2 separate regions of the Homo sapiens genome follow, and region 1 is linked to region 2. The links are chromatin loops, found by intact Hi-C in ENCODE. Cell type or tissue: heart right ventricle. All regions are shown on one strand.

Region 1 (8,000 bases), 120 kb before region 2:
ATTAGCATGAACTTCACTATTTATATTGTTCAATGTTAGTTTTAAATGTAAATACAAGAGCATTTGTATGTGAAATTATTGAAATCACACAATTCACATTTTGTAGCTCATACATGCATATATATTTCATTCTTACCAGCAAAGGAGAAACACAGCACAAAACTAAATCAACTGTTTTTATTTCACTTCTTGATTACGTGCACATTTTACCAATACTTTCTACCTTCAGTTTACTGAAGAATTCAAAAGGACTGAAAGGAAAAGAAACTATAGGTCTGATATGGTTTGGCTGTGTCCCTACCCAAATCTCATCTTGAATTGTAGCTCCCATAATCCCCATGTGTTGTGGCGGGGAGATAACTGAATCATGGAGATGGTTTCCACATACTGTTCTGTGATAGTGAATAAGTCTCACAAGATCTGATGGTTTAATAAGGGGTTTCCCCTTTTGCTTGGCCCTCGTTCTCTTGTCTGCCACCATCCATGGAAGACATGCCTTTCGCCTTCCGCCAAGATTGTAAGGCCTCTCCAGCCCTGTGGAACTGTGGGTCCATTAAACCTCTTTTTCTTTATAAATTACAGTCTCTGGTATGCCTTTATCAGCAGTGTGAAAATGGACTAATACAAGGTTGCTCTCTTTTTCCTCCCATGTCATCATTTTCAGCCTAGGTGGGTAACTAATACAGGAAAGTAGCATGAGTATGAAAGAATAGAAGTGTTTCTCATAGCATCATGTCATCCTTCTGGAACCTAAGCACGTTCTAGTGAGAATGGAAAGAATGGCCACTTGGGCTGTCAGCTCTGTGCTTACTTAGTACAAGTAACACACTTTGAGTCTCTCTGAACTCCCACACATCCTGGGTCTACTGGAATTCTGTGTTCATGGAACATCTTATTGTGTTCGAGATGCTCAATGAAAATAAGGCAGCAAGAAATGACAGATTCACATACTGCATATATATCCTCTATTCATTCACAGGCATGCTCCTTTGTCCCAACAGACTTCACTTACAAACCACAAGTCCAAAGATAATGTTATTAAAAACATCAGGACAACAACAGCAGAGCATTAAACCAAGAGTGGGTTCCTTCTGTGTGTTGGCCCAGTGCGACTGCACAGGTTGCACACCCTTGAGGCTAGCCCTGCAATGAGTTTTCTGGTATTCTAGGCCAATACACCCCTATAGTAGAGATAGACTCATTTAGCAATCATCTTGCTGACCAGGATCATTAAGAGCATACAACCAATTTCCCTTCTCTGTGTCTATGATTCATTAGCAATCTTGCAGTTATAATTTGTCTTCCTAATGTAGACTTTTCTCCAGAACAGCAAATAATAATTCATTCATTCACTCAGAAGTTAAATTTCTCACTGTAGTTCAATATTGTCATTTTGCATAAAGGTATTTTGAATTAGTTAACAAAAAAAAAATGGCCAGAACATGACCATTCTTAAATACAGCCCCAAAATCAAGTTTTCTGGACATACAAAGGTGAAGACTAAGTAATGACCAAAGCTGACACATTGAAAATTCAACAATTTTGCATATTCGTGTCCCAGCAACTATCCCAGATATGTATCTCTATTATTTCACCTTCTGCGCAAGAGAATTTCTCTCTTAAAATATTTTACCTGAAAGTTTATGCACATCAAGTGATGTGAGAAACATAAAATGAAGCACATTTTGAACAAAATGGTTAACTTATTTCTAAACCACTGGATATATAGAATAAAGGAGAGGTCACTAAGCTATGGTTTAGAGCACCTGAACTGTAGTTCCCAGATCTGCTTCACACTGGCTGGGTGACAAGAGCAAGTTTTATAACTCCTCTGTGCTTTAAGTTCCTTATCTACAAAATGAGAATTTTAGAATAAATATTCCCTAAGGCTTCTTTCTGATTTATAATTCTATAATTCTATTGTACCTGGAAAATGAAAACCAAGCATGTCTCTTATTGCCATAGCTCTGAGGTATGAGGATATATTTTATACAATTTGTGGGCCCCAAAATGGGGCCATCTCAATCAGGCTGTAAGAAGGTTTGCAGAAGGGGGTGGGGAGAAGGGGGTCCATTCATCCAAGACCTGACTAGCAAATGTGTATTTAAATCTGTGCTGTGCTCCTGGAAAACAAATTGTCTCCCCTTCTAAAATATTAAAATTAAAAATTTTTAAACAGAAAATATTCCCAGAGTCTTTTCAGTGGAACATTTACATTTTTTTTCAAATTTTAAGTGGGATATTGAAGAGTATACTTTCTAAAAGCCTACAGGACACCGTTCATCAGCTCATGTGATAAGCTGTTTAATGTTTTAGGCAACAATGAGAAGAAGCAAGATTTTTTCACCTCTCCAAATTCTACCTAAAAATTAAAAAAAATATATTCAGCTTCCCATATCATCCTAAATCTGGACTACAAACGCTTTCTCATATAGTTATTGCTAATCTCTAGTGGATCAATTTGAATTTGGCTCCCTTTAGCACATATAAAAGCCATAAAATTTGCCACTAGAGTAGAATTGATCAAGCCCTTCCTAAGACTCACCTGTAATTTATTAATCAAGTCATTTAACTTGTAATATGAGCCTCTATGTACTCATTTTAAAAGAAAAAGAACTGAACTAGACATCTCAGTTATTTTAAATTGAGCCTATTCCATTCAGTCTACTACAAAATTCTAAGACTTATAGTTCTCAGTTAAATTTTCTATCATTTTGGTTTTACTAATTAATGATTTAATCATATATTGTGCTTAGACTTTTTCGATCACAAAATGCATCTGCATGACGTGAATCCTAAATATTATAAAAATCTGTAACCCAATTTTATATATATTTCAGTAGGTAATAAAATGATGTTTAACAAAACATTGTTTCAAAATAAAATGGCTTTCATTTAAAAAAAAATAGCTATTGTTTGTTGAATGTTTTGCTTTAAGTCATTTTTAATTTTAATGCTCAAAATATATTTTGACATGGGCATAGTTATTTTCATCACACAGTTGAGTAAACAGAAGCTTAGAGAGGTTAAGTAACTTACCCAAGTCCCCAAAGCCAATCACGGTCAGTTAAGACTCCAACACTATCTCTCTTTCTCCATAGGCCATCCTTTTGAGTGTGGATAACGCCACCTTGTGTCTGTCTATGACAGGCCAATAACACCGATAACAAATGAACAAAATGACTTTCATAGGTCCAACCAAATCAATGCCAGGATACAAATTTTCAGCTTACAGAAATCATCATATAATTTTTAGTCTTCAGTAAGGACTGTTTCACTTTTCTAAAAAAGGGAGGAAATAATCACAATAAAAGCAAGCTAAAGAGCATTTAAAACTCAAATCATATGACAAGAGTAAATTGTAAAGCTTAATTCTTTTTTTATTTCCTGACTTAAAATGGATCTAAAGCATGTAACTAGGTTCAGAAGCCAATTTATTACCAATACAATCAAGGGAAGAGGAAAAATGAAGAAATAAAGAGAAATCAGTCATGAAATGTTCTCTAATTAAAGTATATCATCTGATTTTTTTACCACCTGCGAGTAGACAAAAGAAAGCTATATTTGAAGTAAAGAGTTCTGTGGATAACACTCAAGATACACTAAAATAAAATGGTCCCAATTAATAAAATGGTATGAAATTTGATTACCTATAACAGTCTTTTTATGGAAAAAATAATAATGCACTGTAGCTTAGAGCAATAGTGTAAAATACACCTGTAAACCATTAAGAAGCTTTTTGTTACAAAACTGAACTGCTGATGCAGCCCTAGTATCAGCAAATATACCATTTTATTGAAGACACTAAGGCCTACAGCAATTCAACAGAAAATTAATTAGCATCAGCTCACCATAAATCTCAACAGTATTAGCTAAAATGCCAATTTTGTAATCACTTTTCATTAAAGCCAAAAATACTAATTAAAATTGATTTTTGCCTGTACTTTGGTGAGCCACTGCCAGTTAATGGCTTTCAGTTGTAATGCAGACCTTTACTTAAATTAATTTTGTATGTCGTCTCCTTCTCTTTTGTAAAGATAATACAGAGTGAAGGGATAAGAGCTGTGGATGCAGGAAAGGGCAGTTCATATGCAGAAAGAATTGTCCACATGTAGTGGACATAAAGTGTTCTGAGTCTTTTACCAAAGTTTGCATGACCATGCTACTTTGTAATCTGTTTTTGAATATTTTATTTCATGAGCAAAGATAAATAGGGCCTTTAACAAATAAATTATAAGACTCAATTATGATAAGAGGTTTGAATAGTTAAATAACATATTTCTTTTGAAAGAATGTTCTGAGTGAAGTTACATTCTTATTTATGTGATGTGATCCATCTGTGAAAAACTATCCTGTGAACTTAGTCCATGTTTGGAGGCTCAGCAAGACCCAATAAGGATTAAAGTCTCAACATGTGTTAAATGAAAACTAATATCTATATAAATGTCAAATTCCTTTTACTGGAGTTAAGCAGAAAAAATAGCAATCCATAAATCTCTTAAAGGGTAATTTGCAAAGGCTTTAATTGTTATTTTAACTTTTATTTAATTTTTTTAAAAAAGGCATGGTGCCAGAGTTGAGGTTTTGGTAGCATCAAGATGAGTTACATAAGGATTAGGGGTTAGGTTTTTCCAATAAGTAATAGAGGATAGGGAGTAATTTATATTCAGGATCTCTAAGGAGCCCCAAATTAGAACCAGAAGCCATATTGTCAAAGCAAGTTCAAGGCTCTAGAGTTCCTTAGATGTCGAATGAAAAGTTGGCCAATATTTCTAGATTTAGAATATAGAAAACAATATAAAAGTGTTCCCAAATAAGAAATTCAGGTCAAATATTCTAAGATCCATTGAAGAGAGGTAGGAATAGGCAAGGAACACATTTCACACATGATGTCTAAGGTTTTTATCCATGATGTCCAAGATTTCATACAAGATTTAGAGAACAGCATGGGATATGACTCTTTGACCTTAAGGCCTTTACTCCCTACCACAATCCCTACCCCTAACTACTAAAGCTACAAACTTAACACTTTCTATTACATTATCATGAACAATCAAAATAGATTTCTTCTTAAAATATTAGAATAGCAAACTTAATGAATATCTAAGAGTTGATAAATAACAGATATATATCTCTCAGATTTATTTGTAATGTGTTAACACAGAGGAGTTAGTACAGACTTGACATTGAGGCAGCATAAATCCTGACCATTAAGAATCCCTCGATTCAGAATTATCACTAAACTAAATAGCTTCCATCCCAAAATGGGATGGAATGAAAATTTCAGTTTGGACCATCAATTCATAAGAAGAAAGACATCTTGCGATCCCCATGGACTTATCTAGGTAAGTCTTTATCTTCTTTTTATCCAAGCATATTTTGTTTACATATCTGGGATCATATTTTAGATTCTTATTTTTAAGTACCATGGATGAAATATTCAAAAATTCTACATGTAAGATGACATTGAAAAGGGACTTACAATTAATGTTTGCCACTAGATTATTTGTCAGGCATTCCCAATATCTAAAATACCCCAAATCTTACATCAAGTCATTTTACTTGATTTTTAATGATACAGAAACTATCCACTCATATCTCATGGTCATTAAGTTTTCTATGCACCTCTACTCTGAAGTATGTGTTTAGTAATTTTCCAAGTGCAAGTAATTTAGTGATTGTTGGCAAGTATTTTTCCCACTTACTTTAAGTGGTCATCAAATATGGGAAGAGCTTCTATCTAAACTTAGTTTCAATAATAAAGCATAAGAAACACTTGTCACTGTCAATGGAAATACAGTGAAAGCAAAAAAATAAAAATTCAGCAAACTATCTCAGAAACGACTTTAACTATCATGACATAGAGTCCAGCTAAAACTATATTTAACTGGATTCCTGAATTCGTGTCAAATTGTGTAAAAAATCATTCATAATCAATGTCTTTCATAATTACCACTTCTCTTGAATTTATAATTTTTGATGATCATTCAAATGCCTGAGGTTAATTTATTGTCTACTTTTGTTTGATTTACATGTGGAATATATCTTCTGAGCCCTTATACATTGGGAATGTCTTTCTATTGCTCAGAAACGTAAAAGACACCTTGGGGAAATGCACAATTTAGCATTTCAAATTTCTTCCCTCAAAATTCTCCATTTTAATGTCATTTCATTATGACATTTAGTACTAAAGAGAAGTCTGAGGCTAGTCTTTTCTAAAAAAATCATTCTTTTGGAAGCAACTTAGTAAACTTTTCACCAAAAGAGAAAGTACCAGATGTTTTTCTGATTAAAAAAAATTGTAAAGCTGTATTTGTAAGGCAGATGATAATCAAATTGCTTAAAACCAGTTATAAAGAGGAAGTCTTAAAAGCACGGAAAAAAACATTATGTGCAGGGAAACAAAGGTAAGAATGCAAACAGTTTTCTTATCAAAAACAATGCAAGACTTGTAGAATTGATTCTGCATAAATGAGAGGAAAATGTTAAATCTGTATGCTGATTTTTTTTAAAGTTTGTATATTCCCCTCTCTTAACACTGGTTATTGCTGCTAAGTGTTCTAATGTTTATGTCAGATACCCTAAAACCATCAAACATTCTACAAGTTCTTTTCCTCTATATGTATTATTTACCCACTTATTCTTTTTATTGGTCTCTCTTTATTCTCTCTGATCTTGGAGAGCTTCTGCAAGTGATCCTCCATCACTGATTTAATTCTTTGATGGTATCAGCTCTACCCTTCACTACACACTTAACACTTCTCATTACTACTTCTATCATTATGTTACCTTTCCATCTCAACCTCTGTCTTCCTAATGACTTTCTGCTTCTATTTCATAGAGGCCAGAACTTCATAGTGCTATAAAAGATGGTAGGAGTCTAATAATTTTTCCTGTTTCCTGCTATGGATAATTTTAAAAGATTGTTCTTACTCTACCATTTTAGGATCTATCCCATCTTCATTTTAGAAGACTTTTGAGAGTTCCTCCATTTACATTGTCTACTCCTACTAACAAAATAAGAATTTTCCACACCTAAAATTTTTTAAAAGTCAGAATATATACATTTCACTTAGCCCAACTTTCTGTTTACTTGGATGCCAATTAAATCTCCTTCCAAGACATAGGATCGCTTGCTGTATAAGTTTTCTAATTATTAGTATCAGAACTAGCAGGATTTAATTCAATGTAGGTCTGTTGGAGTTAAAATATAATTCTTACTCATCCCCATTGTCTGATATTGTGAAAATATGTTATATATGGAAATCTAAAATCTCCAGAAGGTAATGCTACCAGAATTCTTCATACCTTTATTGGGCATACTAACCTTCTAGATATCAGTCTCCTCAAAATTGTTTTGGTTTTCAGGTGTGGTTTTAGATATTAAAATAGGTACAAAATCTGCATGGATAAAATATTATTGGTTAATGATTGAATATGGCAGGGCAATGCTATTCAAGCTGCCATAAATAGTAAAATCTTTACAATAGAAAGAACTCCACCCAGTTTCCTGGCTAATATTAGAGTTCTAATTATTTTATGGGAATTTTACTGAAGTCACTCATATCTGCCCAAATCAAAAAAAAGTTTAATTTTACAAGGAAAAGAAACAATTATAACATCAAGTAACAGAAAAAAATTAGAAAAGCTTTCCAATACTGCCTTAAATTTTTCTTCATGATAATATATATAATAGAACTGTTTTCAATCAAGATGGAAAGAAGACTGATTTCTGATAAAGAGAAAATAAACAAAAGAAGACCTATCGCTGTCCCACTCTAGTGCCTAGGCAGAGTTTCCAGGCCACAGTGCAGGGAAAGGAAGCTCAGGCAGAACCCAGTGGTCTTCCTGAGTTGAACTGAGTTAGGATTCCAAGGAGGCCAAGGTAGCTAGAGTTCACAGGGCAGAGTGCCAGAGCGTACAGTCCTATACACAAAGCAAGCCCCTGAAATATGCAGAGGATACCTCTTGAGCCTTCAGCAGAGTGTTAATCTTTGCAT
Region 2 (8,000 bases):
TCCCCTTCCAATTATTCTACAGACTTGGTTTCCACAGCAGGGGAAGTAAGGAGGTTAATTATCTGGAAACATGGCTATCCTTTCATTGTTCTCCTACTCAATAATGTTATAGAATTCATCTTTTTTTTTAGATTCAATTCTAAAAACCTAATCACTTTTCCAACTTTGGCCCCCACTGTTACCCAATTTGCAGTTATTTTCTAATCTGTTTTCTAAAACGTACCATGCTCAGCACTTCTTACATCTTTATACAGCTGTTATTCCTAGGACACCCCGCTTTGTCTCTGTATCCAAACTCTACCTGTACTTTAGGAGTCACCTCAAGGTCCTTTTTCTTTGGGTAGCCTTCCCCCAGCATCTCTACCTCTTATTGACTTTCCCTTTTCAGAACCCTTTTAATCCCGGGACATGGCACTTACTCATTTGCATTAATGATCTATACTGTACCTTCTTTAGTGATGTTTTCATGTGTGCTAGTCTTGGAACTCCAGGGAGACTATAAATTCATTGAAGACAAGAGTATAGTTTATTCTTTTTATACTGTGCAGTAAATGTCAAAACAAAACTAGCATAGGGATTTGCAAAGAATAAGTGCTTGATAAATATTAATTCTTACAAGATCTTTAAATATTTGAAAGATGAGAACAACCCTTAAATTCGAACTTTAAATTTGTTTATGATGGCCACCATGCCATTGAACCTGTTTTGAACCCTAGTGAACCTATTCAATATAATGGAACAAAGAATCATCAAATGCTTCCAGCTGAATATACCTGTACCCTTTCCAGTAACAATATAAATTTTTCTCCATCAAAGTTAGTTAACCTCACAAAAAGGAAGAGGATTTTTATTCTGTGTGTTGCGTAGGTGGAAGAGCAGCTACATCTTTCATTTATCATTTGAGGTCTTTATTCATTTAACAACTATTTATTGGAAGCCTACTATATATAAAAGATAAACCTACTATGGACCAAATGCTCCAACTCTATGGTCCATCAGAATATTCTATCAGCATGAGCAGTGGAGGCAGGCAGCTATAAGGTGAATGGCCCACTCGTACCTCCCTCTGGCAGAAACAGTGGTGGATTTGGTCATTGTGGCACATGTAGGTGCTGGTCTCCCTGTTCCCACCCTACAGCTGCTGCTATTAAAATGAAAGCAGGAGCCCCAGGGCAGGATGCAGGCCTCTGAGGATCCATTATAGTCCATTCCTTTATGCCTTGAAAATCTTCCAGCCTTCTCCTGTCCTCTATTAAATGCAAATATACCACAGAAAAGAAATGTTTTGAACCACTATTAGGCAACAACTGTCAGGACCATATGACCACCTTCTAAATATAAGAACAGCACGTAGCAAGCCAGGAACAGAGAGGATATCAAAGACAATGTTATAAGCGCTAAAGACAAACCTCATCTATAATCTGCCTAGGAAATGCCCAAATTCCATTCTATACGTGTGGGCAGGGGTATATTCAACTCCCTCTCATTTCCCTATTTTTCTGGAGCCAATATTCAAGTTTTCTTCAACTCTGGGATATATATATATACACACACACATACATACATATACATATATATACATATATACATATATACATATATATACATATATACATATATACATATATATACATATATACATATATACATACACACAGATATACATACATACACACAGATATACATATACATACATATACACATATATGCATACATATACATATATGCATACACATATGTGTGTATGTCTGTGTGTGTGTGCGTGTGTGTGTGTGTGTCTGTGTATTTAAAAGGTCTTTCTACCTAGGATAGATTATAGAAAGGCAATTTCCAAAATGGCCCAGATTGCCCACTAATGCACTCTTTATCCTAAACTTCCCAGTGACTTATGTTCCAGAGTATTCTTTTTATAATATTTGCCTTTAGAAAGTCTTAATCCTGATTCCCAACTGTATTCAAGTACGATCACTTTAGTAACTTGGTGATATGGTTTGGCTGTGTCCCCACCCAAAATCTCATCTTGAATTGTAATCCCTATAATCCACGTGTCAAGGGCGGGACCAGGTGGAGGTAAATGAATCGTGGGGGCGGTTTCTGTCATGTTGTTCTCGTGACAGTGAGTGAGTATCACAAGATCTGATAGTTTTATCACCATCTGGCATTTCCCCTGCTTGCATCTCTCCATGCTGAGGCCCTGTGAAGAAGGTGTTTGCTTCTCCTTTGCCTTCTGCCATGATTATAAGTTTCCTGAGGCCTCCCCAGCAATGAGGAACTGTGAGTTAATTAAACTTCTTTCCTTTATAAACTATCCAATCTCAGGTATTTCTTCATAGAAGTATGAGAATGGACTAATACACTTCAGGAAAAAAAAAAAAAAAACCCACCTTATTTATTTGTTACCCTCAGTAGCTTACTTAATCATTTGTCCTTGTGTAAACAATGTGTGTTGAGACCCTAGGCAAGTATAATTCTGTTGTCTAACCTAAAACAAAGAATTAAATTTTTTTTTCATTTCATAAAGGAAAAGCTAAACTTTTGTAAAATGGCAATACAAATATCAACACATGTTATGTTTAATTAGTTGGACTAATATGAAAGCTGTCTGTGTATCAGCTTTTTAAGATTTTCATCCTGATCTTTGAGAACTGAGCAGTGCGGTTTTGCTGCCCTCTTGAGGAAAGACAAGAATCATTACACCTACTAATTTAGAGTTTTTATGTTCTCATTATGCTTATTGGAACTAATTAAATTACTATTAATTAAACCACAAATTAAAATAAGTTTTGAAATACTAATTGTCTATTAAACATCTCAAATTATATCCTCATGAGTAAACAAAGAAAAAGAATAAACATCTCAAAGAAACTTATAATCACTACATTACTAAACTTTGAAAATAACCAATAAAAGATATTGGGTCCACTATTTGACCTTTCTGGACAACCAACATGGAATAGTCATTTACTCAAAGGAACTCAGAAAGTGTGTGGCTCACTTATAGTCCTGGATTGCCTGTATAAAATGTAATGAATAAAATAACAAAAATAGGAATCATCCAAATCTATTATAAATAAATTTATCCTTTTACTCGCAGGCGAATTTAAAATTTGTGGATGTTAACATACTAAGTTCCTATAATTTAAATCTCCCAATTCATGACAATGAAAAAGCAAACTCCATAAGGAGTAGCTCCTTGTTTATTTATTCAACAAGCATTTATTCAAAGCCTTCTATGTACTCTTTATGAATAATGCCAAAGGTCAGTTGAGAAATCAATGAGTTATTTAATTCTTTCCTATTTGCCCTCTGACACTTCAAATGTGTGGCCAAATTTACACTCAGCATGAAAGTCAGCTATCAGGAAACTGGCCCAGGTGCATACATCTTCACCCATTCTCCACCTGAGCAATCAAACCATTAATATGTATTAAGAGCTCTCTGCCTGCACAGTTCTAAAATTTTAAACCTGTGAAAACTGAGAGTCAACTTTCATGTTATGGACTGGTCACAATTTTGGATATGCACACTGTAGCATGGTACTAGAGTGACCACTAGAGGTCGCATCAGGTGGAATTTACAGAGGCTGCTCATACGCAGATTGGATTCTCCTCAGGGGTGTGTCCTTTCCTTTCTTCCACCCCACACGGCCACTAGTGCCCCCTCCCTTGAGCTTGGCTGCCCAGATTGCTCACTAATGCACTCTTTAACCTAAACTTCCAGTGACTTATGTTCCAGACTATTCTTTTTATAATATTTGCCTTTAGAATGTCTTAATCCTGATTCCCAACTGTATTAACTAATTCAGACCACAGGCTTAATGAGTGATCATTGATTGGTGTCTTTGTCTTCTTATGTAGCATTTTTTTAACAGAGCCAGATAAGGACAAGCTCTGTGGTAATATAACAGAATGATTAGCAGTGCACCTATTTGGTTTTACAAGGTGGATATGATGACAATGTACAAAAAAGAAAAACTTATTTCTGTAGACTTATTAATTTCTACCCTGAATGCAATATCAAGCATGTATTATTGATTTTTATGTTATGTTCAGCTAAAAAGTCCTTCAGTCTAGAGATTTCAGATAATAAAAAGTCCAGGTCAGAACAGTCCCGACTAATTGTATAATGACAATCTCATTTCAAGTTAAAACTTCTCTTCTCTCCCAGCTTCAGACTTGGAAGCCTGCAATGGGCAAATAGGATGAAGCTGGCTTCCTTTCTCTTCCTTGTTCACCTCCTCTCCTGCTAGGTCAGGCCCAGGGAAGAGGAGTTGGCAGGAAAGTGCACAGCTGCTCCATGGTGACACAGTTGTGATCTCACATCATTTCTCTCCGGTCTCCAAGGCTGATTCTCCAATAAAGGGTTTTTGGAGACAGCCCTCGGACACCTTTGCACTAGAGTGCACCAACTGCCTCTCCTCCCACAGGCTACTTACTGCTCCCTCCTGCTGGCCCTTGGGCTTCTGGCTGCCCATTTCTCTCCTCAAGTCCCTTCACCATCAGCTATACTCCAGCGGAGGATGCTGACCAGCTCTCTTTTCTGCATTCACACAGCTTTCACAGGAAATGCTACTTTTATTCTCCCCCTTGTGTACATGCCTTTGCTCCCTGTTTAGCACTTTGTATGGTGCTACCGGGCAGAGGCACCTCCAGCCACAGCCTCTCACCTTTAGCTTCCTCAGGCATGAGCCAAATATCAGACACTCTATCCCTCAAACTCCAAGAGACCCTCACGTTCCTCAACATCCTTCTCTTCCAAAGAAAGGGAGAGGGGAAGAACAGCATGTCAACAACACTCTCCAAAGAATTCCTGACTCTCAGCTTCTTTGACTTCAACCTGTTTCAAAACTCAAGTAAGTGATTGTTTAAAGCTATCTTTGTGTTGCCATCTTTCTAGTTCCACATGAGTAGTTTGGCACCTTTTCTAAATTATAGGGCTACTTAAGAACAAGTATTTTGTTCCTGGCCTTTGGGACTTGTATAAAACTGAAGAACTGGCCAGGCACAGTGGCTCAGGCCTGTAATCCCAGTACTTTGGGAGGCTGAGGTGGGCGAATCACGAGGTCAGGAGTTTGAGACCAGCCTGACCAACATGGTGAAACCCCGTCTCTACTAAAAATACAAAAAATTAGCTGGACATAGTGGCGGGCACCTGTAGTCCCAGCTACTCCAGAGGCTGAGGCAGGAGAATTGCTTGAACCCAGGAGGCGGAGGTTGCAGTGAGCCGAGATTGTGACCCCACACTCCAGCCTGGGCAACAATGCGAGACTTCGTCTCAAAAAAAAAAAAAAAAACTGAAGAATTAGGGAAAATGTTATATAAAATGTCCTCTGAGATCTTGTGGGAAAGTTGTTAACATCTTTTTACTTTTTTTAATTTATTTTACAAATCTGTAAAATTGAGCCCATGCTTACACCTACCTCATAGGGCAGTTGTCAGCATTTATGGTGATAATGCAGACTTTGGCAGGAAAAAAAAAAAGAGGCAGAAAAAGACAAAGTCTGCTGTAAATAATGGAAAAGCTTGTGAAAGGAAAATAAATCTTGAGGCCCCCAAATCACTAAGCTAAAGGGAAAAGTCAAGCTGGGACTACTTAGGGCAAACCTGCCTCCCATTCTATTCAAAGCCAACCCCCACCCCTGCTCACTGAGATAAATGCATATCTCATTGCCTTCTTTGGAGGGGCTAATCAGAAACTCAAAAGAATGTAACCATTTGTTTCTTATCTACCTATGAGCTGGAAGTCCCCTCCCTGCTTGAAGTTGTCCCACCTTTGCTTCCAATTGTCCCACTTTTCCAGAAGGAACCAATGTTCATCTTTCATATGTTGACTGATGTCTCCCGTCTCCCTAAAATGAATAAAAGCAAGCTGTGCTCTGACCACCTTGGGCACGTGTCTTCAGGACTCCTGAGGCTGTCACGGCTGCATGTCCTCAAACTTGGCAAAATAAACTCTCTAAATTAACTGAGACCTGTCTCAGATATTCAGAGTTCGCAACCTTTAGGAGCTACATCTCAGTGCATTCAGTAAAAGAATAAACTTAAAGCTAAGACCTCATAAGGAATGTCACCCCACATTCCTGAAATCTAATGTAAAACATTGCTGTTGTTATTGTGTTTAATTTCCACATAAATAGCAGTAATACTATCACACTACATGGGCAATTAAATAACCCTTTATTTAATTAAAGTACTTCATAGATAAGTGTGCTAACAACCTTATCAGAGCTACCACTGATGAGTTCCAAACCAGATTTATCAACCCATCTTGAGTGTCTCCTCTGATTCTTCAGCCTCATCTATTTTGTGGGCCATTGGCTGCTTTCTCTGTAGTAATTGCAGCCACAGCAAGTCATACTAGGCTGTCCAGACATCCAGAATCTCTGGGCCTCGCTCCACCTCTAAAGCAGTGGAACAATGTTGTAAATTTTCTCTGGAATGACCTTTAGCCAACAGGAGACAGGAGACATGAGTGAGCTCACAGATAAATTTCCCCCACAATTTTCCATCTGTTGGGTTGTTCTGAGGTACAGTGTTTTTTTTTTTTTAGAGCCATAAGCAGTGGCCCACTTGGTATATCACCTTGAATTTGCTTCTTAGACTTCTCTGTCTCACTTCTTCTTTTCTTCACTCTAACTGTACTGCCATGTACCTCCTAATTAAGCATTATCACTTCAACTTTCCCTAAGATTCTTTTGGTTAAGTTGAACATGAACTTAACTGTAAATAAGAAACCAGAAATAGCATCATATTTCATAACTTTCCTTTATTGTGGAATAAATCTGGACAATCTGTCAATTTATTCTTTTTCTTGGAAAAAATAGAAATTTGGAGTGTTCACTGAGATAATTTGGTAAAGCACTAAATGCTTATTACTACTCACAGTATGATTAATTTAAACATCTGCTGTCCACATGCTGCATCAACCTAGTCCAGCTCAGCATTATCTCTTGCCTGGACTTGTACCAAAAATTCCTAGCTGGCCTTCCTGACTGTAGCCTTAACCTGTGTCAACACATTGCCCTCCCTGCTGCCAGAATGATTCATCAGTCAGGATATACTAACTGCTGTAATAAACAACCCCTAAGTCCCAAAGCTTAACACAACATCTGCCTATTTCTCACACGTCTCAATTCAATGAGAGACAAAGGTGGATAAATGTCTATTCCACCTAATCTTTTAAGGACTTGCTTCCTTCTTCCTAGTGGCTCCTTCATCCCCCTAGAGTTTACATCCTATTCTAGATACTGTACCTCTCACCTGCCAAGTAGCAAAGGAAGAAAGCATGGAAGATTGTACACAAGAGGGTTAGACCCCCTGCCTATAAGGGGCACACATCACTTCTGCCCAACACACCCTTGGTGGTTAATTTTATGTGTTAACTTAGATGATGTTTCTGAATGGCATTAACATTTAAAACAGTGAACTTTGCATAAAGAAGATTGCCCTCCATAATATAGATGAGGCTCATCCGATCAGTTGAAGGCCTGAATAGAACAAAAAGACCAGCCTCCTCAAGCAAGAGGGAATTCTTCAGCAAACTACCTTCACATTTCATTGGCATCATAGACTCTCCTGAGCCTCTGCCTGCCAGTTCACACTGCAGATTTTGGACTTCCCAGCCTCTATAATCACAGGAAACAATTTCTTATAATAAATCTGTTTCTGTCTATCTATCTATCCATCCATCCTATTGGTCCTGTTTCTCTTGTGAGTCCAGACTAATACAAACCCTTGGCCAAAAGTTAGGTATATGGCCCCTAACTGCAAGGGAGCTTGGAAATGTACCTTGTAGAAGAACAGGCAAGACATGAACAGTGGCAGCAAAACTTTCTAAAATAGGCAAGTGATCATATAACTTCCCTGTATTAAATCCATCTTTTTATTGTCCTTGGAACAATATGAAAACTTATTCTCAAGCTGTCAGTTCTTCAGATCCTTATCTTTGTCTTCAGTGGGGCCTCTGACTACCTCACTAGCAGTATACAGTCAGATGTATTT

The links. A loop is a pair of places that touch in the nucleus more often than their neighbours do. Peaks named below come from ENCODE experiments on the same cell type or tissue, not always from the same donor. Only the 100,000 strongest peaks of a DNase experiment are listed, where the experiment ranks them.
Region 1: a loop joins it to region 2, with 2.4 times the contacts of the local background. A loop is called at or near these places in 2 of 110 quality-filtered maps.

The regions. Positions count from the first base shown.
Region 1 is chr21:18,036,343-18,044,342 of GRCh38, reverse strand. It overlaps a transcript of CHODL not described here. Among named protein-coding and RNA genes, the nearest start is that of LINC03147, 150 kb to the right of the region's middle. In heart right ventricle, a CTCF peak has its summit at 3,148 (motif pointing left); no DNase peak of the experiment used is centred here.
Region 2 is chr21:17,920,756-17,928,755 of GRCh38, reverse strand. It overlaps a transcript of CHODL not described here. Among named protein-coding and RNA genes, the nearest start is that of LINC03147, 39 kb to the right of the region's middle. In heart right ventricle, CTCF peaks have their summits at 2,671 (motif pointing left), 3,346 and 3,546 (motif pointing right); a DNase peak (open chromatin) is centred at 3,575.